Linked DNA regions of Homo sapiens: all the other regions are linked to region 1. Evidence: chromatin loops called from intact Hi-C (ENCODE). Cell type or tissue: mammary epithelial cell. All regions are shown on one strand.

Evidence for each region. Peaks named below come from ENCODE experiments on the same cell type or tissue, not always from the same donor. Only the 100,000 strongest peaks of a DNase experiment are listed, where the experiment ranks them.
Region 2: it touches region 1 in a loop (3-fold over the local background); 6 of 110 quality-filtered maps call a loop at or near these places.
Region 3: it touches region 1 in a loop (5-fold over the local background); 7 of 110 quality-filtered maps call a loop at or near these places.

The regions. Positions count from the first base shown.
Region 1 is chr3:40,580,997-40,588,996 of GRCh38, reverse strand. It overlaps the pseudogene RPL5P10. Among named protein-coding and RNA genes, the nearest start is that of ZNF621, 60 kb to the right of the region's middle. RefSeq lists an enhancer at 4,539-5,039. In mammary epithelial cell, CTCF peaks have their summits at 364 (motif pointing left) and 4,273 (motif pointing left); a DNase peak (open chromatin) is centred at 4,276.
Region 2 is chr3:40,677,529-40,685,528 of GRCh38, reverse strand. No RefSeq gene overlaps it. Among named protein-coding and RNA genes, the nearest start is that of ZNF621, 160 kb to the right of the region's middle. In mammary epithelial cell, a CTCF peak has its summit at 4,032; a DNase peak (open chromatin) is centred at 3,668; H3K27ac peaks cover 209 bases.
Region 3 is chr3:41,220,881-41,228,880 of GRCh38, reverse strand. It overlaps CTNNB1 (catenin beta 1), which reads right to left. Exons shown (of 15, transcript NM_001904.4): 2 at 4,800-4,860; 3 at 4,128-4,355; 4 at 3,674-3,927; 5 at 3,309-3,547; 6 at 3,020-3,221; 7 at 1,529-1,673. The coding sequence starts at 4,812. Among named protein-coding and RNA genes, the nearest start is that of CTNNB1, 25 kb to the right of the region's middle. RefSeq lists an enhancer at 3,274-4,473. In mammary epithelial cell, no CTCF peak of the experiment used is centred here; a DNase peak (open chromatin) is centred at 4,570; H3K27ac peaks cover 346 bases.

The DNA.
Region 1 (8,000 bases):
CACTCCAGCCCCCTGCAGGCATCCAGTCACCCACTCTACCAGAAGTCTTCAAGCCTAACTGAGCACCTACTGTGTGCCAGGTTTGGGAATGCAAGAATACAAAAGGTCTAGTCCCTTCTTCAGACAACTTTCAAACACAGAACCTTCCCACAGATGTGCCAAATTTTGTTTTATCGGAATAAGCCTAGACAGTCTTCGATATACCCTTTATTATTGACTTTTCTTTGTGGGATGTGGCAACACAGTCAACACTCTACCCAGACACCCACTAAGTCCTTTTACAGTTGCTGTGTGTTGCTCTCCTGGCCTCTGTGGGATCTTGTTTCTGCTGCCTACACCTGCAACTCCTGTTAGAGGACTGCCCTCAGGTGGCTAGAGCTAGTTTGCCCACACCTGCAGAGATTGGAAATGCCTGGGAGCCAACATCCCCGCAAGGCAGCCCCAGGCCAGTGATTGACAGATGCAGGTGCGTCAGATTCCAAGATGTAACTCACACTTCAGAGCTCCCCTGAAGGATCAGGAGGAAGCTACCCCTGCAGGACTTCACTCTATCTCTCCCCCCGCCCTGCCTCGACTCCCTTACCAATCTCCCAAGGAGCGCTTCCTCAATGCATCACTTTCTCATAAGTCTTCCTCTCAGGAAGACACAGAGCAAACCTCTGACCTCCATTGCTATAGTTTTCCATCTGTCAGGTCAGCATAATTAGAAAGTCTCCTGAGAAAAAGATTAGAGTTCTATTATGAGTTAAATTGTGTTCCCCCAAAATTCATATGTTAAAGTCCTAATCCCTCAATGTGATTATATTTGGAGACAGAGCCCATAAGGAAGTAATTAAGGCAAGGTGGGGTCACAAGGAAGGGACCCCGATCCAATAGGATTAGTGTTCTTATAAGGAAAGACACCAACAGCTCACATGCTGGCTTGTGTTCTCTCTCTCTCTCTCTTTCTCTCTGTCTCTCTCTCTCTCTCTCTCTCTGCATGCACAAAGAAGAGGCCATGTGAGGAAGGACACAGCAAGATGGTGTCCACTACAAGCCAAGAGAAAAGGCCACAGGATGAAACCTACCTTGCCAGTACCTTGATCATGGGCTTTTGGCCTCCATAGTTGTGAGAAATAAATGTCAGTTGTTTAAGCCATCCAGTCGATGAATTTTATAAGGCAGCCCAAGCTAATACAGATTCCTTCACCTGCTCTATGGCTTGGATCCTGGAAGAGCCTCCTCAGTTGTATTCAAGTCACCAAGATCTTGTTCCACAAAATAAAATTCCTGTGGCTCTGAGGACAAGTCTGCCTCACCCTATGAAAGATAAAATAAAATTGAAGCCATAGACCAGATGTTGGCAAACTTTTCCTGTAAAGGGCCAGGTAGTAAATATCTTAGGCTATGCAGGTACATGGTCTCTGTGGTAACTACTCAATTCTGCATTGTAGTGCAAAAGCAGCCACAGACCTGATTTGTAAACGAATGAGTGTGGCTGGGTTCCAATAAAACTTTATTTAGAAAAGCAGACCTCTGAGGCCTGTAGGTATGTTGAGCTGTGAACATGGGTCTCTGTTCTACAGGAGGGGTTTGCTAAAGTTGTCAAAAACAAGGCCTGCTTTAAGAGAAACCAAGTGAAATTCAGAAAATGATAGAAGCGTAAAAACTGAAGATTATACTTGGAAACGCTTGGTGATACTGTATAAAAATAAGTACAACACACCCAAATACAGGATGATAGTTTGGTGACAAACAGAGATATCATTTGTCAGATTGCTTATGCCTGTATAGGAGGGGATATGATAGTCTGCACAGCTTAAGCATATGAACTGCCAAAATATGGTGTGAAGGTTGGCCTGACACATTATGCTACAGCATATTGTACTGGCTTGCTGCTGGCCTGCAGGCTTCTCAGTAAGTCTGGCATGGTCAAGATTTATGAAGGCCAAGTGGAGGTGACCAGAGATGAACACAACGTGGAAAACATTGATGGTCAGCTGGGTGATTTTACCTGCTATTTGAAGGCAGGCCTTGCCAGAACCACCACTAGTAATAAAGTTTTGGGGGCTCTGAAGGGGGCTGTGAATGGAGGCCTCTCCATCTCTCACAGTACACAATAACAGATTCCCTGCTTATGATTCTGAAAGCAAGGCATCTAATGCAGAAGTACATAGGAAGCACATCATGGGTCAGAATGTTGCAGATTACATGCATTACCTAATGGAAGAAGCTGAAGATCTTACAAGAAACAGTTTTCTCAATACATAAAGAACAGCATAACTCCATACATGATGGAGGAGATGTGTAAGAAAGCCCACGTTGCTATATGAGAGAATCCAGGTTATGAAAAGAAGCCCAAGAAAGAAGCTAAAGAGAAAAAGTGGAATTGTCCCAAAACGTCTCTTGCCCAGAAGAAACACTGGGTAGCTCAAAAGAAGGCAAGCTTCATCAGAGCTTGAGAACAGGCTGCTGAGAGCTAAACCAAGAAATTTTCTATGAGAATTTTTCAGATAAAGACAATAAATTTATTGACTAAGCTGCTAAAAGAGAAAAAGAAGGAAAGAAAAGCAGACTTCTCCAGGCAATTGTTTCCTGACCCCTACTACAAACTCTTTGACTTGGAAGGGAGTTGAGCAAACCTCAAATCCACCCCAGATTGTGAAGACAAGGACAAGCGCAGATGGTGGATGGGACTCCCCAGGGTCTCCCAGGGAGTTCATGGCAGTCAGACTAGAAATGGATACCTCTTCTCCTCGTTTCTCTTCTGTTGTTCAGAACTAAAGCTTAAGCGGGTGGGGCTGAATCGTAAAGGCTTCTGTGAATGTTGGTAATAGAGGGTGAAATGATGCTGCAGGAGGGGAAGGGAAGGACAAAAGTCAGCAAAAAGCCAGGTATTGAGACAGCCATCACCTGAGGATCTGCCTCCCAATGGGCAAGTCTGCCCCTCAAAGACTATGAGGCAGTGATGATACTGACCCCTGAACTCCAGGACCCCATTGTTCTTCAAAGGAAGATGCAAGGCTGGCCCCTCCCCCAGCTGCTGAAGACCATGCTGAGGGGCCCAAGGGAAGAGGAGGCCAGTGGCTGAGCATTGTAGAGCAGTGGGTAGGGAGGGACCTTTGGTCTGCACCAACAATGTGACTGTAACGCTCACTTGCACAAGTGTGACTCAATTCATGCTCTCATGAAACTGTGCTTTAGGCATGAAGCTGGGGGCCTATTTTGAGACATCAGCTGCACAAACTTTAACCTGTGGCTTTATACTGAGAGAGGTAGTGTAGGGCTTGCAGCCTCTGGTCCCAGGAGAAGATAAAGGAGACTCGAGCAGTTGTCAGAACCTATGGTGCTCTCTCTCTCTCTCGTTACCTCTCGCTCTCTCTTGCTCTCTGTCTCCATTTGTTGCCACAGACCACCGGGCTCAGATGAGAGTCTCTCAACAGATGCAGGGAAGAGAGCAGCTGTTCACGGCAGTGGCCCTCCTAGTGCTTTGAGACTCCTCACAGCCCCACAAGGTTCCTTTGGGCCCTCTCAGAAGTCTGGCCACCCAGCATGAAAATCTCCCAAGTCAGAGCCTCAAGTTTTAAAGAAAGAAATTTACAGATGTGCAAAGAGAAAAGAAAAGGGGCTGTTTGGTCCCTAGCAGAGGACCGATTTTATTGGGAATTGTTTGACCAAGGAAACATGAACCAAACATACCACCAAGGAAAACATACTGCCAAGGAAAAATGAACCAAACATACCACCAGCACCCTAGAAACAGACTTTTTTTAATCTTCGTATCAACAAGATTTCGGCCTTCAATCATCTCAAATTAAATGGAACCTAAGCAGCAGGAGTTACTGTAGTTACGTAGGGGAAAGACAGGAGACAGGGGAAAAAAAAAGCTTTGCATCACGTGACTTTTATGCTGCAGAAACTTAATGAGAAACACACCACATTTCCAGAACCCTCTTTCTAGTCAGGGCTCCCGCTGAGATAAAAGGTCACAAGAAGAGAAGGAGGGAGAGGGAGGGAGCGCCGGCGTGGAGCAGGGAGGCACTTTTACTGCAAAGTCGGGCCCAAATTTCATACAAGCTGCTATCGGGTCTGATAGTCTAGACTGATTATCTTCTTTGAATGCCAGATGTGAAGGGCTTGTATAAAAGAACTGCAAACATTACCCATTTAAAAACAAATCGACCCAAGCTGCATTCACTGCGCAAAGGAGAACTTTCCATCCCAGACTCTGCAGAGAGAGCCAAGCAGCCGGGCCAGGAGACCTGGCCTAGGCGGTGCGTCCCGCTGCTGCCCCCTGCAGGCCATGAGCCTCAGGCTGGCCAGAAAGCAAGCCAAGTCCGGGGGCCAATGGCTCAGCCAGGCCTCTGCTCATCAGTGGAGACTTTTTCTGTCCATCCAGCTCAGGGTGGCAGGAGAATGCTCCTCTACAAGGTGCCAGGCTATAGCTGGAAGACTGAGCTGGGCCTGGGCCTCAGCGTTACACATTGTCCCGTTCAACCATTAACCCTGCAAGGTAGAGACGTCAATCCCTTTCACAGGTGAAAAATTGAGAAGTTAAGAGATTTACCCATTGGATGCAACTGGCTTATCCAGTTTTGGTATTGGACACTGGTGCTCCTTCCATGGCCCTATGTGCGGTTGGCCATCAACACCAAGATCCTCTCCTCAGGGAAGATGGAATGATAGAACTGCAGCTCCAGTACCCAAACTGGACCATACCAGCCCAGAAGACACCCGGCCCATAGGGCCAAGCTAGGAGTAGGGCGGCAGGAGGTATCTTCCCATCCCTCAAGCTGGGTGTGGTCCTGGATCAGGGGTCTTTACCCCTGCTGGGCAGTTAGGAGAGGCTTCTTGATCCCAGGCCCCTGCAGAGTACCAGGCCCTGAGCCAGGGCTCAGGAAAATTTGTAGAGCGAGAAACATCCTGATCACACTATGGCCTCTGGAATCTCCTGATGGCCCTGCATTTCTCCACCAGCCCTGGCCGCTTTGGGTTGTGTCTCCGCACACAGGGACTGACTCTGTAAACACCATGCCAACATAACCTCTGACCAGGCACTTCCCATTTGGCCGCAGCTACAACTCAGTGCCAGACACTCAGGATCAGTGACCTTCAGAGGGGGCTGGGCATGCAAGGGCCTTCCAAGTGATCTGTGTTTAATCTAGTGTGAAGGACCTCCAGCCTTGCTGCTACAGGCAAGGCCAGCGCTCATCTGGGCCCTCTGGCCTGCCTAGTCCTGGCTGTCACAGGAACGACCAGACACTCCTGAGGGCGTTTGGTTTTCTGCCAGCGTTGTTAGTTTAAGACTCTGTAGTGTACCTTTGGGTTTTCCTTCCTTTTCTGAACCCTCCTAAGTGGCCCACTTACCTCTCAAGCAAGGCAAAGCTGCTTTGCTGTCTTCCACCTCTGGAGTTTTTTTTGTTTTTTGTTTTTTGTTTTTAAGACAGAATCTCATTCTGTCACCCAGGCTGGAGTGCAGTGGCGCAACCTCAGCTCACTGCAACCTCTGCCTCCCAGGTTCAAGAGATTCTCCTGCCTCAGTCTCCCAAGTAGCTGGGATTATAGGCATGTGCCACCATGCCCAGGTAATTTTTGTATTTTTAGTAGAAACGGGGTTTCACCATATTAGTCAGGCTGGTCTTGAACTCCTGACCTGAGGTGATCCACCCGCCTCGGCCTCCCAAAGTTCTGAGATTACAGGCGTGAGCCACCGTGCCCAGCCCCACCTCTGTGATTTTGCACAAGCTGCTCCCTTGCCTGGAAAATCTTCTACCCCTTCTTCATGTGGCTGACTCGGACTTGTCAGACAACTCTTGCAACGTCCTCCCTCTCCTGCATGCCCCTGCTCTGAGCTCCCACCTCACCCCCACCTGTGTATTCCTATGACGTTTACTTCCCCAGGCAGTTGTTCACCACTGTCCTGTCTTCCCACATAGAGTCAGCTGTAACACGCTCAGCAAAGATTTGGCTGATTCCCTGATTGCTTTTCATCTGCACATGACCACCCCTGTCTTCAGGGACCCAAACTTGCTGCATTGGAAACTGGGACTTGAGACCTGTCTACAGGTCTAAATACTTGCCTTTGGGTTTGTTCTGGGAGGAGAAGTTCCCTTCTGGCCCCACTCCCTCCCCTGGGTGGCCAAGGAAAGGAGCCAACTGTATCATTCCAGTGTGATTTGGCCAGAGGTGCCGATGGGGCCCGGGGTGGGGTGACAGGCCCAAGGAGGTGTCACTGAGCTATGGATCCAGGTCCACCCTGGCTTGTCTGACCCACTAGAGCTTCCTCCTCCTGGAAGGGTTGGCAGAGGTTATTCCTGTATGTAGCTGGGAGCTACAGGAGGGCTCCTCACAGAGCTGCAGTTGCTTTTGTTTTCCCCTGGAACAGCTGCCTGGAGAATCTGGCTCAGAGAAGTTTGTCTATCATTCTTGAGTAAACCATAAGGACAGCAGAACAATGTGTCAGTCATTTACACCTCAATGAAAACAAATGAATAAGATCCAGTCTTTGAATCCCAGATCTTAGGACCAAAGGGGACCTTAACAACCAATGCTCTTTCTGTCTAGCTGGCTTCCTTCTTTTCATTCAGTGCTGGTGCTATAGCTTGATACATTTATAAAACATACCTCCTGCCCCTCCCCCTTTGCACAGCCCCCTACTATTCTCATCAATTTAGAATTTGAGCACTAACCATGAACCTTGTAAAAACAGGCATCCCTTCATGAAATTACAAAAAATGAAAAAGCCCCAGGTCCAATGCCATTTGCTCCCTGCCCAGCTCCTGGATGAAGCTCTGTGACCTGGGAGGCTCCTGAACACCCTTTGGCCCTTTGACAGAAGGGAGGGAGGGTGCATCACGAGCTTCCTTTCTGGCCCAAGGTTGGAGGTGATGACCCTCAGGCAATGAGAAGGCTGCTACCATGAAGAAAAGTGTCTTGCATTTTCTAATTCGCCATGCCCAGTGTGACTTCAACCAACAGCACCCAAATGGATCAATGACAACTATATCCTGGAGGTGTCCCTATGCTTAACAGAAGGTTAATGGTGCTTAGGAGTGGAGGGACCCCTTACTTTTTCCTCATCCCTGCAAAGGCAACACCCACCCTCCCTGCAGCAGGACACACAGAGTAGGGCTCACCCATTCTGCTCTCCCAGGTCCCCTCAATCTTCCTCCTCTCTTCTGCTCCATCCCAGAAGAGAGAAGTAGATGGGGCGTGGAGAACAGCTGGGCCCAAGCAAGGGCCTTGAGGCTGGAGGCGAATACAAAGGGAGGTGAGAACCACAGGGAGAACTACTTTTAAGCCTCCATCTGGTAACAAATGAAAATGTGGAAAGTAAGGCACATGGATTTCCATTGCAGCAACATGTCTTTGAGCAGGAGAGGCCATCTGTGGGTAGTAGTGAGGCCCCTGATTTCAAAGTTTGAAGCAACGAACCTCCATTTCAAGCCCCCTTTGCCACAAACTAGCCTGCAAGAGATATAGAAGCACCTGCCTTACAGGATATGGGAAGATTTCTGAATGACAAAATACTTAGAACCATGCCTCGCACATGAAAAATGCTGTCTAGGAGGAGGAGGAGGCATAAATAGCACAACAGAGGACTTGGCACCACAAGTGGAGCTGCAATAAGCATATAGAGCACTTCCCAGTTTGCAAAGCCCTCTTGATTCTGTTCTTACATGTGTTGCTCACAGCAGCCCTACAAGGCACAAGCTGTCCCCACATCACAACATGAAAACACTGACATTGTGAAATGACAAGAGATTTGCTAGTCATTCACATGGATTTCCCAATGGATATCAAAACAGGGCACCAGGAAAGGAGAAAAAGAGAATAGGTCTGATGAGCCCAAGCAGAATTTTGCCACAAGGAAATTTAGAAAGATGCTTCCTTGCCAGTTGGCATCATGCATGTTTTGGGGTCTTGTAGGGCCAGTGTTGTGTTTTACACATGTGGGAAAAAGGTGAGGTACCATAATCATTTCAAAGTCCAAATACAGCTGTTTGTGTACCCCCACAGAT
Region 2 (8,000 bases), 97 kb before region 1:
TCCTCATCCAGTGACTGTTGTCCTTACAAAAAGAGGAGATTAGAACAAAGAAACATACAGGAGAAAACCATATGATGACATCGAAAGAAGATGGCCTTCTACAAGCCAAGGAGAAAGGCCTCAGAATGAAACCAACCCTGCTAAGACATTGATCTTGGACTCCTAGCCTCCAGAATTGTAAGGAAATAAATTTCTGTTGTTTAAGCCACCTAGTCTATGGTACTTTGTTATGGCATCCCTAGCAAACTAATACAGTTGGAAAAGATGTAAGATGACCAAATCTTCATAAATTATAATAGGAAGTCAACACACTAAAATGTCCAAAATTATAAATCAAGATATGAAGCTAAGCATGTTATTTGAAATAAAGAAAGAAATATAATTTTTAAAAGCTAAAAGCATTTAAAGAGTTGCCCCTGGGGAGTGGAATGAGGGCAGAGGATTCATACTACACATGCACAATCCACAATTTTGAATCCATAGAGCCAAATGTAGTTCAGAATTCTAACATTTTCTGATTTCTAAGAGGGAATATCATGCACATACTCATCATACTTACTCCCATCAAGGTGTGGGGAAGCATGCTGTATTCAATGCAATATTTTTGCAATGAAACTAAATTTAGGTCAAGTTTTGCCACCAGAATAAGCTTTGGTGCCAGAAGTGCCAAAAAATCCGTTTCAAAGCTTTTTTTATTTTTAAAAAATACAGACCAGTGACTGTAGACTTTATTTGATATTTTTAACTCTATACAGTACTTTGAGAAATATCAAAATCATTTTTTAAAAGCTCATTCTGGTAGACAGGTAGAGGAAGATTTGGGGAGTGGGAGTACATAGGAGAGGAAGACTGGAGTCAGACACTGATGACAAGGCTATTGCAATAATGAGGCAACCAGATTGAAGGATCTGAACTAAAGCATCTGTGTTTGGTAGAGAAAGAAAGAAATAGATCTGAGAGATGTTGAGGAGATGGAATTGCAGCCTTTGTCAACAAATCAAATGGGACAGGTGAAAAAGAAGGAATCGTCCTGGACAAAGCTTAAGTTCTTGATGTGGGAAATTGAATACGTGGAATTGTCATTAATTGATCAAAGAATACAGGAGGTTTGGAGGGCAAAGGGAGAGGTGAGGCTTCGGCCTGTCAGGTTTCCATTAGGAGACGTTTAGGAGGCATTTGGAAACATTTGTGCAAATTATGCAGATTTTACCTAACCAGCGACAGGGTTCCTAAAGGTAGGGAGCAGGGAGAGCAAAGGAGGGGTGAGATTTGAAGCTCCAGCCCTAGTCTCTGCTTCGCTTTCTCTTCTCAACGAAGTCTTGTCCTAGGGAATAAAGTAACCAAACCCCTGCATTTGGTACTCCAAGTTGCCATCCCGCAGCTCTGAGAGGCACCTGACATGGCTGTAGATGCCCCTTGGATGTTTTCTCATAAGAAAAGGAAATAGCTTCCCAGAAAAGCCAATTCTAGGGTTCAGTTAATGGCTGGAGTGATAATTGACAACTCCCTTTGATAAGAGAAGCTGAAAATAACTCATTTTCTTCTATCTCCACAGATCAAAACTGGGGAAATTGTCAGAAAGAAACCACCACTCAAAAAAGTGCCAGAATTAAATTGTTTCAGGGGAGAGTTATTTCTAAATCAAACCTCATATGCTCTTTAGGCCACATCAGAGAATAAGGAAGGAAAGAAGGAAAGCATCTCTATTCTTTTAAAGACACTGATGTAGTGCCAATATCAGAATTTGTCCATGATAATTTTTTTAAAAACACTCCAGGATTGGTAAATATCCATGAAAAGTCAAACATAATATTAGCAATATAATCTGAGAGTATTTTAAGTTAATTCAAAATTAGGAAATCTAGCAATATATTTCTTCACATTAAACGAAAGAGGGAAACCATGTGGCCTTCTTGAGATATTTCAAAAAAGCATAACATCCAGATTTTTTAAAAGTTCAAAACAGTTGGAGGCTGAGGTGGGCCGATCACGAGGTCAGGAGATTAAGACCATCCTGGCTAACACGGTGAAACCCCGTCTCTACTAAAAATACAAAAAATTAGCCAGGCATGGTGGCGGGCGCCTGTAGTCCCAGCTACTCAGGAGGCTGAGGCAGGAGAATGGCGTGAACCCAGGAGGTGGAGCTTGCAGTGAGCCAAGATTGCACCACTGCAGTCCAACATGGGGGACAGCGAGACTCCAGCTCAAAAAAAAAAAAAATTCAAAACAATTAATACTATATACATAAACAAATCCAATAGCTTGTATCCTGCTTAATGGTGAAACATAATCGTTGATTAGAGTCCCAAACAATATAAATAGGTTAAACAATAAAATAACTAAAAAGTAAAATAAGACACATTAATATTCTAAATGAGAAAGCAAGTTTACCATTATTTGCAGATACTGTCATTGCATTCCTCAAAAACCAAATACAATTAACTGAAAAACTGTTGAAAATAATAAGCAAATTCAATAAAGTGATCATTTACAAAGTAAATGCAGAAAGTTGGCAGGTTTCTTACATACCAAGAATAAAAATCAAATGCACTTAGAAAATGCAATACAAAATGAGATCTCTCACATTTATATATGATATATATGAATAAATTCAACAAATATGTACAAGACCTATAAGATGAAAACTATAAAAAAACATAGAACTATGTGGACAGGCATGCCATGTTCTCAAACGAGAAGAGTAAAAGCTGTCCATTCTCCCAAAATCTGTAAAGTGAACCACTGTCAACCAAAATTCCTAGATAAACTTTTCACAAACTGACAAAATGATCCCAAGCTCATCTGGGAAACCAAATATGTAAGGGGAGTGAAAATATTCACAAAAGAAGACTATTGACAGGGCTTTGCTCTATCAAATATTAAATGTGCTATAAATCTATATTTATTAAATCAAGAATGAATGAATAGATAGACTGAACAATGGAACAAAATAGAAGGTTGTGTATTTGAAGTGTGGACTTTCAAATCAGAGACTCATTTAGGAAAAAAAATATATATATATATAATTGCCTTTCTTCTTTCATAAAACAAAAAACCTTTTCTTAAGTTCTCTTCCTAATTACTTTCACTTAAATCTTCAACTGCTACTGAAAAACCCATTGTAACCTTAATTATTTTATTAATTCTTAAATACAAACCTATGAGACGGGTGTTATTCTGTTCTCGATTTTACAAATAGAAAAACTAAAGACTAGAAAGTGTAAGAAACTTGCCCAAGTAAGGTAGTAGATCTGAGAATGAAAGCCAGGTCAAGGAGCCTCCAACACTCATTTAGAGGCCCATTCCTACCCCAATCCCTCGTTGCCTCACAAGGTAGAGGCCAGGTATACCCCGTTTGAGAGTTTATCTCAGTGAGTCACATCTGTAATGCTGGTATGTCATGACGAAAACAAATCTTTCCTTAACCAATGCCCCAGGATTTGCAAGGTAATTACAGATGAAAATACCTGAAACATACATGGGTTCTGCTAACTATAAAACATCTTATCACCATATCATACCATTTTTGGAAAACATCTGTTTTGAAATTCTATCTCTGACCATACATGCTGCACCAGAAAATGTTATGTATGTTATTCAACTGAAAGTGATTCAAATGGCCTTCTCTGCCTATGTCACTCACCCAGTGAGTCGCCATTATGCAAATGGGGCAAGTCCAGACTTCTCAACCCTATCTAATAGCCTCAGCAGATCAATCCCTTTCCATGCAGCCTTTAAAGATTTAATCACCAGGCCCTCTTGTATGCACACATCCCTAACAGTGCACTTGTCACATTCCATTCTAAAGGTTTTTCTGCTTATCTACTTATAGAATCTCTGAGAAGAGGAACTCATATTTATATTCCTGAAAACTGTGAAGGTGCCTGACACTTGGTAGGTATTTAATGTTTGTTAAATGAATGGATGGGTGATGAATAAATGATAGACAAATAGATAAAGAATTACACTTTAGACCAGAACAGAACAGGAGCCAACTCCCAGAGAAGACAGTAGAGGGCTGACTGTGAAAATGGCCACTTCCCCATTGCTATCTTTTCATTCATAAAGTGAGACTGGGAGCTCCCCTGTTACATATCTCTCTTACTACAACACACTATGCCACAGATACGTTTTTACATGTCTACTTGTCACAATTTGCCCTTTTGCTCATTCTCAGAAGGGGCTGTGTCTTTGTGTACATTTATATCTCCAGCAACTGGATCAAAGTCTAGAACAAAGTAGGAATGCAGTGTTCACTGCTTCAAAGCATGAATTAATGATTCAATGAGTTTTGTTCTCCTACTCTATCAAAAGCCCAAACATGAGACCCAGAATGACAGTCCTCTGACAGAGCGATGATCTGGAACCTATGCATTTTCTGCAGTTAACTTGGCCTGTGTCTCTCTCCTCTCTCCCCTTCAGGACATCTAGGAACACCAGATAGTGGCTGAGAGTGTTGGGAGGATCTTGGTTACACTGACTGGAAAGTGAGGTAACCATGTTGATCTAGCCTAGGTAGCATTTACAAAACATCTTTCATGTCCCGTTGGTCATTCAGGACTATGGCCAACAGAAGAAATAATGTTGTACTAAGAGGAAAAACAAATTAAAAAGAAACAAAGCTGAAGCATGCAGTTTAGCTGCAAGCCAAGAACACTTCCTTTTTAACAAAATTTGGGGCAATGGGCATGAACCCAACTTTCAGAGGCTGCAGATGCTATGTCAGAGTGGCCATCTGGAGGGAAAGTTCTCCATTTCAAGCTCTGCTGTCAGTCAGAAGAGGCCAAAGAGCTCAATCAGAAGCTGGGAGATAATTATTATTGAGCCTTTTGGAGAAATTCAATCTTAATATAATTATAGTAAGTATTGCTATTATTTAATCTTAAGGGGTCTAAAATTGTTCCAAGCCATTGTTATTCTTTGTTTTTCTAATAATAGTCTTCCTTTGCTAATACTAAGCTAGGAAATTTGTGGAAGTCACTTGTAGTTGTTTTCTGTTCATAAAATTGCATAAAATTCCCAAAGAAATTCATTAACCAGGATTTTTTTTAGAGCAAAAAACTCATATTTAAAAAAATAGATTCAGGTAGAGGCTACCACTAGGCCTTTCTCTATAACCTAGGAATAAGGTAACATAGTTCAACATGGTCTCAAAAGATCCTTCTTTATTTAAATTTAAATTCCTTATATCAATTCTAAAGCCCTTTTAGCAAATCTAGAGCCCCAAACTACCAGAGTACTCTCACTTTGTCTATGGTAAAGAATTGAGGTGACTCTATACCCAAATCAATGCAAATGTAATTTAGGATGTATAAAACTATTCTCTGTGTATACACACACACACACACACACACACACACACACAGTTTTTCTATCATCTTAGTAATAACTTGCTCTGAAGCTTTTTTCTTCTACTATCAGTTGGTACTGGATCCTTTTAACTTTCTTTCCTAGGTATTTTTCAATTCACTGATCAGCTTAAATTACTCCTAAACTAATGACAAATCCTCCTTAAACCTAATTACAAAGACTGACACTGACTAATATACCAAACCACTCACTATGGCCACAAATATGAAGGGAGAGGCAAGATCAATGGACATTTACTTAATCAGGATTTTTAAGTCAAACTTTTAGAAACATGTAAAATATTTACTCATACCCTCTATAAACAGTGTCCTCCTGTACCTGTATGCCCTAGAGCATGAGATGTCATCATAAATAAAATACTTGTCTTAATTTCTTTCCTATTAACATATAACTTCTTGCCTAGTAACATTGTTTGCCTGATTCTTTTTTTTTCCAACTATTGCTTTTATTCATGGAATACCAATTCTGGGTCTCTACTAGTTCCTAGAGATACAAAAATGAGTAAGACATAGTTCTTGTTTCTGAAACAGTCAAAGACGGAAGATAGACATGCAAATAAGATAAAAGGCTGCACTATGAGATGGACACAAGAGATACCATTACTGGGTGTTTTCTGCATGTTGGTCATGGAACTGTGCATATCTTCTGCAGCCCTTCACCACGGTCCTATCATATACACCCCGTGATTATCACCGTCTTACAGATGAGGGGACTGAGCCTTGGAAAGACCAAGTGACATACTCAGAGTTCTAGCACTAGGAAGTGGTAAGAGCATGTTACAACAGAGAGAGAAAGTTCTGCTCAGCCTGGGTAATGCAGGAAAGACTTCAAGGAGCAGGAAGTTTTGGTGCTGAGTCTTGAAGGATGAGTAGGAGGCTTCTGGGCAAACATTTGTATGGCTGGGAATTTAAAATGGGCAATGTTACAAGAGGCTAAATTTCCAAAAAAGCTTCTTTTTGGGGGTTCCCCATTTAACCAAAAGAAAGCAATAAGATCATGAAAATTAAATGATACGAAATAGGGTATACATGAAAGATCCTCTTCTACCATCTTTTCACCTCAATGACCATCCTCTCTTCCTAAAATATCAGAATCAGAGGTTCATTCTTTTGGATTAAATGGTCTGGTCTCTGGCAGTTGCCTATTAAATGCCAAGATGAAATACATATTAGTTATTATTCATCAACACTCTAGCATGAATCAGTGTATCAGCTCAATGCTGGCTCTGGCCCTGGAGATTGATTGCCAGTTACTATCTGGGTGACCTTGGATAGTTTCCTAAACTGTAAAATGCGAATGTTAATAACAGTACCTGATAGAATTGTTGCAAGGATTGGAGATCATACATGCAAAGCACTTAGAACAGCACCTGGCACTTTGTAAGTACCCAGTAAATGTTAGCTAATCTTGTAATTAACAAAACCTAAAGAAAGAAGAATTATAAGGAGGGTGAATGAGAGGAAGGTCAATAACAGCCAATTAGGGGAAATCATTACTGCCTCTCTGGAACTATGGGTCAAATACAAGGATATAGGGGTCAAGAAAGCAGAGATTGGGAAAAGGAAGCAGGATGGGGCCTGTCCAGGGTACAGTACTGGTTATGTCTCATCTGCTTGCATATTGGCTTCCCCATGAACTTTACCAGTCTTGTTCATTACGATATCCCCAATCAATGAACGAGGGATTACCTTTTGTATTTAAAAATAATACATAAGCATATATTGAACAAAGACTGGAAGGACACACCCTAAAATGTTAATCATAGTTACATTGGGTTCACAAGATTACAGGTGATTGTGTTTTCCTTTGTGCTTCTCCACTATTTTTTTCAAGTTTTCTGCACAAGTCTTTAGTTAGTCATAAATGTAGATGGGAAAATTATCAGACAGTTCTTGGTTTTCTGCATTATCAGAAGTTAGATTGTTTCAATTTCTCTTCAAGGAGAAAACTTTAGGAAACAAGGCTTCTCAAACTCTAAAGTGCTTAGAAATCACCTGGGTATCAGGCTAAAATGTAGATTCTAATTCAGCAGGTCTGTGGCAGGGCCTGAGAGTCTGCGTTTCTAACAAGCTCCCAAGTGATACTGGTAGTGTTGGTCTGTGAACCACACTGTGAGAAGCCAGGGCATAGACTAATGTAAATAAATCCCAACTCAAACATATGCAAGAAAGCAAGAGTAGAAAGAGAAGGTGCACTGGTGGGCAGACGGCTTCTCATTCCAAAACCAGCATGACTTCAGGACATTTCTCCCTGAGATTGTGCATTCTTCGGGATCCTATTTTGCTCACTTGGTCTATTCAGAGGCCAAATTGTTCAAGAGAAAGGATTAGAGTCTATTAAAGCCCTGGGGATACTTATATTTTCTCAACAAAGGGAAAGAATGTGGCAGGCCTGGCTCTTTTTTTTTTTTTTCACTTTGTCTTCCATTAAACACCATTACTGTTGCTGTCAGTTGAGTTTCTTTAGATTAATGTCTCCTAAATTAATTTTGTGTTCAATAAGCCTCCACAAATATGTTTGTTCAGCAGACCAAATTGGACCCTTCGATTTAACTAAGGATGGACGCACAGACACATAATACTCGTCTGTGATCACATGCTGTCTGCCAGGGTCTTTCATTAGTCACTGTC
Region 3 (8,000 bases), 640 kb before region 1:
GATTAAAGACTTAAATATAAAACTTAAAACTGTAAAAACTCTGCAAGATAACCTAGGAAATACCATTCTGGACATAAGACCTGGCAAAGATTTCATGACGAAGATGCCAAGAGAAGTTGCAACAAAAACAAAAACTGACAAATGGGACAGTATAAAGAGCTTCTGCGCAGCAAAAGAAATCAACAGAGTAAACAGACAACCTACAGAATGGGAGAAAGTACTGGCATGGGAGAAAGTACTGGCAAACTATGCATCTGACAAAGGTCTAATATCCAGAGTTTACAATAAACTTAAATTAACAAGCAAAAAAGAACAACCCCATTAAAAAGTGGGCAAAGGACATGAACAGACACTTTTCAAAAGAAGACATACAAGTGGCCAAGAAACATATGAAGAAAAGCTCGACATCACTGATCATTAGAGAAATGCAAATCAAAACCACAATGAGATACCGTCTCACACCAGTTAGAATGGCTACTAATAAAAAGTCAAAAAATGACAGATGCTGGTGAGGTTGCTGAGAAAAGAGAATGCTTATACACTGCTGGTGGGAAAGTAAATTAGTTCAGCCATTGTGGAAAGCAATTTGGTGATTTCTCAAAAAACCTGACAGAATTACCATTCAATCCAGCAATCCTATTATTAGGTATATGCCCAAAGAAAAAGAAATCTTTTTACCATAAAGACACATGCATGCATATGTTCACTGCAGCATTATTCACAATAGCAAAGATATGGAATTAACCTAAATGCCCATCAATGGTAGACTAGATAAAGAAAATGTGGTACATATATACTATGGAATACTAAGCAGCCATAAAAAAATACCAAGATGTCTTCCTCAGCAACATGGATGGAGCTGGAGGCCATTATCCTAAGCAAACTAACATAGGAATAGAAAACCAAATACCACATGTTCTCACTTATAAGTGGGAGGTAAACACTGAGTACACACGGGCACAAAGAAGGGAACAACAGACACTGGGGCCTACTTACGGGTGGGAGGTAAAGAACTGAAAAACTACCTATTGGGTACAATACTTACTGCCTGGGTGACAAAATAATCTGCACACGAAACCCCTGTGACATGCAATTTACCTATATAACAAGCCTGCACATTACCCGGAACCTAAAAGTTAAAACAAAACAAAAACTGCTCATGAGCATCTACTAATAAAGCAATCACTTTACATAAAACTGTACTATATTAGAATTTGTCTTTTCTCCTATAAATTCACAGCTCTGTTAGCAAATCTTAGGTTTACTCAAAACTGAAATTACAAACAAATTTTATTAAGCAAAACATATGCCATCATTTTTGATGGATAATAAGAACTCTACCTAAACTAGCCTTAAATATTTAGCTACAATCCAGATGACAGGTACTCTGAATGTAAATCTTGGCTGCAAACTGAATAGGACCATTTATTTTCAGTAGTTAAAGTTCTACCACCTTTTCCTAAGAAAAGTAATCTAATTAGAACTGCAGATGCTATACACAAGACTCAGAATAGATACATATACTTACCAGCTTCTACAATAGCCGGCTTATTACTAGAGCAGACAGATAGCACCTTCAGCACTCTGCTTGTGGTCCACAGTAGTTTTTCGTAAGTATAGGTCCTCATTATATTTACTAAAGCTTGGGGTCCACCACTAGCCAGTATGATGAGCTAGAAAGATATATATATATATCTTGTTAGTCAAGGAATCTTGATCACATGTCTGAGAAGAGCCATATTACCAACCTATTTTATTATACAAGAATTTCAGCCAGCTTGCCATTGGACCTAAATGTATTCCTGGACCCCATCACTCAGACCCCCATACTGGGGCCCTATCCAACTTGTCCTTTTAAAGCATTCCACTCAAATTCAGACATCCCAGTCCTCCAAACAATGTATCAGTTTGGGCCCAATTTCCTTCTTCCCACAGTGATCACACCAAAAGAAAAAAATTTAGAAACTATGTTGGTAGGCAAGAGTAATGCCCTAAGATGAAAGTTATATCAAAACTGATTCACTGAAAATTTGAACCAGAACTGGCACTTAACTCCTCATCATTTGGCCCTTTAATTTTCCTAATTATATCCACCTTAAAAACAGATACCATAAAATGATCATTCATGCTTGTCCTTTCATTCCCTGTATATCTTCCCTTTCAACACTGCCCCAATTTTCTAAAAACAAATTTCATCATTTCAGGCTTCTGCTGAAATTTCCCATTGTGCTTTTAAACATGCTCTACAAAGCCCTATGAGATCTGCTAAGTCTATCTCAATAGCCTCACCTCAAACCTTTCTTCCTCCTTACTATTAGTATTTCTTAAATTCCCAAAACTTTCCATCTCCTTCCTTCGTTTCAAAGATGTTGTTTTCTCACCTAACCTTCACCTAGTGAATCCCTTCTCATCCTTGAACACTGAACTCAACTATCACTTCCTCCAAGAGGTCTCCTTGAACCCTCAAAAAGAGTCAGTTTCAACTTGTGTTATGTGCCCTCATAGCCCCACTTCTTCCCACTACACAAATTAAATATTAGGTTATTATTCCCAACATCTACATCCCACCTAAGAACAAAAGTGTGAAGAGAAGCTTGCCTACCATATCCCTACTACTTCGCATAGTGCTTTACATATGGAAACTCAAAAATTTAAAAGAACAGAAATGAACTGGGCTGCACAGCAGGAGGTAAGTGGCAGGTGAGCGAGCATTACCTGGCTTGAGCTCTACCTCCTGTCAGATCAACTGCACCATGAGAGTCTCATAGGAGTAGAAACCCTAGTGTGGACTGCACATGCGAGGGATCTAGGCTGCACGCTCCCTATGAGAATCTAATGCCTGATTATCTGAGGTGGAATGGTGTCATCCAGAAACCATTCCCACAACCCATTCATGGAAAAACTGTTTTCCACGAAACTGGTCCCTGGTGCCAAAAAGGTTAGGAACACTGCATGGAATGACATGACACTGGAGGTGTCCAATGCTCCATGAAAACCACATAAAGAATAATTCTCTTACCTTGCTTTCTTGGTTGCCATAAGCTAAAATTTGAAGGCAGTCTGTCGTAATAGCCAAGAATTTAACATTTGTTTTGTTGAGCAAGGCAACCATTTTCTGCAGCCCACCAGCTAAACGCACTGCCATTTTAGCTCCTTCTTGATGTAATAAAAGGTTGTGGAGAGTTGTAATGGCATAAAACAACACAGAATCCACTGGTGAACTGGGAAGAAGAAAAAAGCCTCATCAGAAATATTGTGAGTATACTCTTCTACTTTTTAGCTTCAAGCATTCTGACATGTTTTCTTACCCAAGCATTTTCACCAGGGCAGGAATGCCTCCAGACTTAAAGATGGCCAGTAAGCCCTCACGATGATGGGAAAGGTTATGCAAGGTCCCAGCGGTACAACGAGCTGTTTCTACATCATTTGTATTCTGCATGGTACGTACAATAGCAGACACCATCTGAGGAGAACGCATGATAGCGTGTCTGGAAGCTTCCTTTTTAGAAAGCTGATGGACCATAACTGCAGCCTTATTAACCACCACCTGTAATACAGGAATTCAGAAACATCGTTAGTTTTCAAGTACTGGTATTGGGTAGACATTCTGAAACTACTCCCCTTGAGCATTTACTTCAAAGCAGACTAAAAAGCTAGCTATGTCATTGCTTACCTGGTCCTCGTCATTTAGCAGTTTTGTCAGTTCAGGGATTGCACGTGTGGCAAGTTCTGCATCATCTTGATAGTTAATCAAGTTTACAACTGCATGTTTCAGCATCTGTGATGGTTCAGCCAAACGCTGGACATTAGTGGGATGAGCAGCATCAAACTGTGTAGATGGGATCTGCATGCCCTCATCTAATGTCTCAGGGAACATAGCAGCTCGTACCCTCTGAGCTCGAGTCATTGCATACTGTCCATCAATATCTGGAAAAGGTTAATTCAACACTCACTATCCACAGTTCAGCATTTACCTAAGTATTTGCTATCCTAAATGGTAAAAGTGACATTGCTATTACTCTCTTTTCTTCACCACAACATTTTATTTAAACTATTATACACTAACTTTTTAGTTCTCAAAACTGCATTCTGACTTTCAGTAAGGCAATGAAAAATAATACTCTTACCAGCTACTTGTTCTTGAGTGAAGGACTGAGAAAATCCCTGTTCCCACTCATACAGGACTTGGGAGGTATCCACATCCTCTTCCTCAGGATTGCCTTTACCACTCAGAGAAGGAGCTGTGGTAGTGGCACCAGAATGGATTCCAGAGTCCAGGTAAGACTGTTGCTGCCAGTGACTAACAGCCGCTTTTCTGTCTGGTTCCATGGCCATGTCCAACTCCATCAAATCAGCTATAAATACGAAACAGTATTAGCATTAGTAGATTGGAAATGTTACTTTAATTTAAAAAAAAAGAATCTGTGATATGACCCATTGAAATATTTTTAGAAATAAAGTCAAATCTGAAAGACAGCCAAGAAAAGCAGAATGATAGCCAGGGTTAGCTCAGTGATGAAATACCTAATCCCTTAGGGAACCACCTAACAGTTACTCACTGAATCAGTGGAAGAATGGTACTGCATCCAGGCTCCAGAAGCAGTCATCCAGACTAGATTCCTGCTGGTGGCTTGTTTGCTATTTCACCAAGCCATTAGGAGGAGTGAGCAGAAAATGGAGCAAAAGGTAGCCTGACAAGTAAGCAGGGAGAGAGGAAAGCAGGGGGATCTCAGCCAGACTGGCTTAATGGCAACGAAGCAGAGCCCCAATTCAGTAACTAAAGATTTAATGACACAAACCTTGAGTAGCCATTGTCCACGCTGGATTTTCAAAACAGTTGTATGGTATACTTCAAATACCCTAAAAAAAGTTAATCAAAAGTCATTAGGATTTAAATTTAGCTTGATTAATACTCCTAAGTCACTGGGATACCTGTTAAATGTCACTATTACACCCACAAAAAAAACCCATATCCTCTTTTACCAGGTTAGTGAAACGCAGACCTCATGGTCTCCTCCAGACACCTCAACCACAGCTCCATCACTGCTGAACTTCAGTGAAAACTCCTCCTTACCAAAAATGTCTTTTTATTAATAGTATAAATATTAATTATAGATATTCAGGATGGTGATGAAAAAGCACAGAGTTGTAATAATAAAAGCCAGGGAGGGGAAAACACTATTCAAAAATCAGCTGCTCTCTGAATTCCTAAAGGTCTCTCCTTTTTTAACCTTTCACAGAAAAATTCACAGATCCCCTTTGGATAACAGAGGTACAGTGGGATTTTAAAAACTCCACATTTTCTTTAACAAGTTGTTTTCTGATATAGTGCCATCAAAAATTATTTTTCATAAAGCAAATTTTGGTGACTAGAATAGCGAATTTTAGATTTTTTGGTACAAAGAAAAATTACTTTTCAAATGAAAGTTTGCAACACAAAAGCACCTTTATTAGTAAAATTTTTCTAAGTTCAAATTTACAGCAATGATTTATTATAAATACAAATATTACCAATATGGATACATATTTTGATCAATATTTTAAAAATTTATATAAATCTTATCATCTAATTTGTCCGTATTTTGCCTTTATTGTGCAATATTGAAAAAAACTGCATCACACAGGGAACTACTTGCAAATTAGAACAGTTTAAGGGCTCATGGCCTCTAGATATTTCTAATAACACGATTTCCTTTATTACAAAATCTGTCCCAAACAAGTTCATCTTGAACTATAAATTAACATATTGGGTATGTAAAGATATGGAATAAAATATTTAAGTGTGAACTATGTTTTGTTTTTTTTTGAGACAGAGTTTTGGTCTCTTGCCAAACCAGGCTGGAGTGCAGAGGTGCATACTGGGCTCACTGCAACCTCCGCCTCCCAGGTTCAAGTGATTTTCCTATCTCAGATGTGAGCCAACACCTGGCCTTAGTTTCTATCTTTTGACTGTCTTTAAAAGAGTGGCTATGTAACTACTTCACCACCTTTCTGAAAAATTGGTTCCCCACTCCAGCCTCCAATGTATTTCTGCAAAAGGAGACTCCAAACATGTTCTACACTGAGCTTCTCCTTTGGCCAATGTCAACAGACTCAGAAACCAACTGGTCATGTCTATAGGCTATATAGCTATTTCAGAAGTGCTTTGATACATCCGGCTTCCAGGAACATTTTTTTATAGTACTGTTTTTCCTTGTTGTTGATGCAAAGGCAAAACATTTACGCATATTACTGGGTAAACTCTGTGTGGGCTGACCTAGTAACTTGACCGCAATTTATAATGATTTCATTTTTACAATGGAAAAAAGCAAGTTCATGTTCCAAATTTACAATAGCCATTTGTACACTGGGACTTCCCAACATTACATATATATTTTTTAGCTTTTAAAATTTATGCAACATAAATAAAAATTCATCTTGCTCTTCACTGCAACCCTATGAGGTGAAGGAGGGTAAAAACCTATCAGTAGATAGAGAAGTAAAAACAAAGGGTAGAAATGGGGATCTAATTAGGTAACAGCATAGACTCACTCACCTTGTACCTGCTCTGGAGGCAGATCCACATATGCCAAAAAACTGAGCATTAACTGCTAAAGAAATCAAATAGACTGCCAAGCAAGACCTAGGGCAGAACCCTGCTCCGGAAAGGAAAAGGAAAGCCTTCCTCTTTCTTTTTCTGGCCTGAGCCTTTGGACTAAGGGCTGTCTCTCCTCCACCACACCCTGCCAACCATTAAGGGCCCAATTCTAGTGCTCCCAATTAGCCAAAACTTACCAATCACTTCAGGAAAATTTTTTTTTAAAGCAACGAAAAAACTGACTCCATAGAAACTGAGATAAAACTTGAAACTAGGGATAGGGTGGAGAGAGAAACAGAACACTTCAATTTAGTATCTCCATAAATACTGGAGAGAATAAATAAAAACAAAAAGTTGAATAGAAACTAAAATTGAGAAAACTGCCTAGAGTACAAAAAAATGACAAAGACAAAAAATACAACAGAAGAAATCACGATCAATTCAGGAGATCAAAGGTCCAACCAGTAGACATTTCAGAAAGAATTATGAAGAAACAAAAATGATAAAATCCACTAAGTACCAATCAAGAGGGAGGAGTGCTTAAAAATTATGAAGTACAATCATGCACTGCATAAGGACATTTCAGTCAAGATGGACTACATATGCTACAGTGGCCCCACAAGATTTTAATTCTGTATTTTTACTGGATCTTTTCTATGTTTAGGTAAACAAGCCAGGCGAAGTGGCTTGTAATTCTAACACTTTGGGAGGCGGGTGGATTGCTGCAGCACAAGAGTTCCAAGACCAGCCTGGACAACACAGCGAAATTCCATCTCTACAAAAAAATGTTAAAAATTAGCCAGGTGTGGTAGTATGTGCCTGTAGTCCTAGCCACTGGGGAGGCTGAGGCAAAGAGGATCACTTAGGAGTTCAAGGTTATAGTGAGCTATGATCACACCAATGCATCCAGCCTGGGCAACAGAGCAAGACCCTGTCTCTTAAAAGAATTTAAAAAAAAAAAAAAGGATACATAAATACCACTGTTTCAACTGCCTATAGTAACACGCTATACAGCTTTACACCCTAGAAGCAACAGGCTATACTATATAGGCTAGGCATGCAGTACACTATGCCATCTAGGTTTGTATAAGTACTACGCTAAATGTTTCAAGACACAGATTATCATTAAACTACAGACTACATTAGAATGCTGTGTTTTCCAACAGCTTTATCACCACCAAGTGATGTTTTGACAAAGAGGGGGCTAGCCAACTTCTCATGTATTTTCCATCCAGTCTAATGCATCCATGCATCTTTTTTTTGGCAATATGAACATAATACTCTTTCCAACTACAAGGATACTTCAAAATTCACCGTGCTATTTCCGATTTTAACCCTATAAATGTCTCCAGTCAAAGTCAATGGGAGAAATCTTGCCACAACTAATATATAATAGATTTCACACTGAAGTTATTTTTCCTCT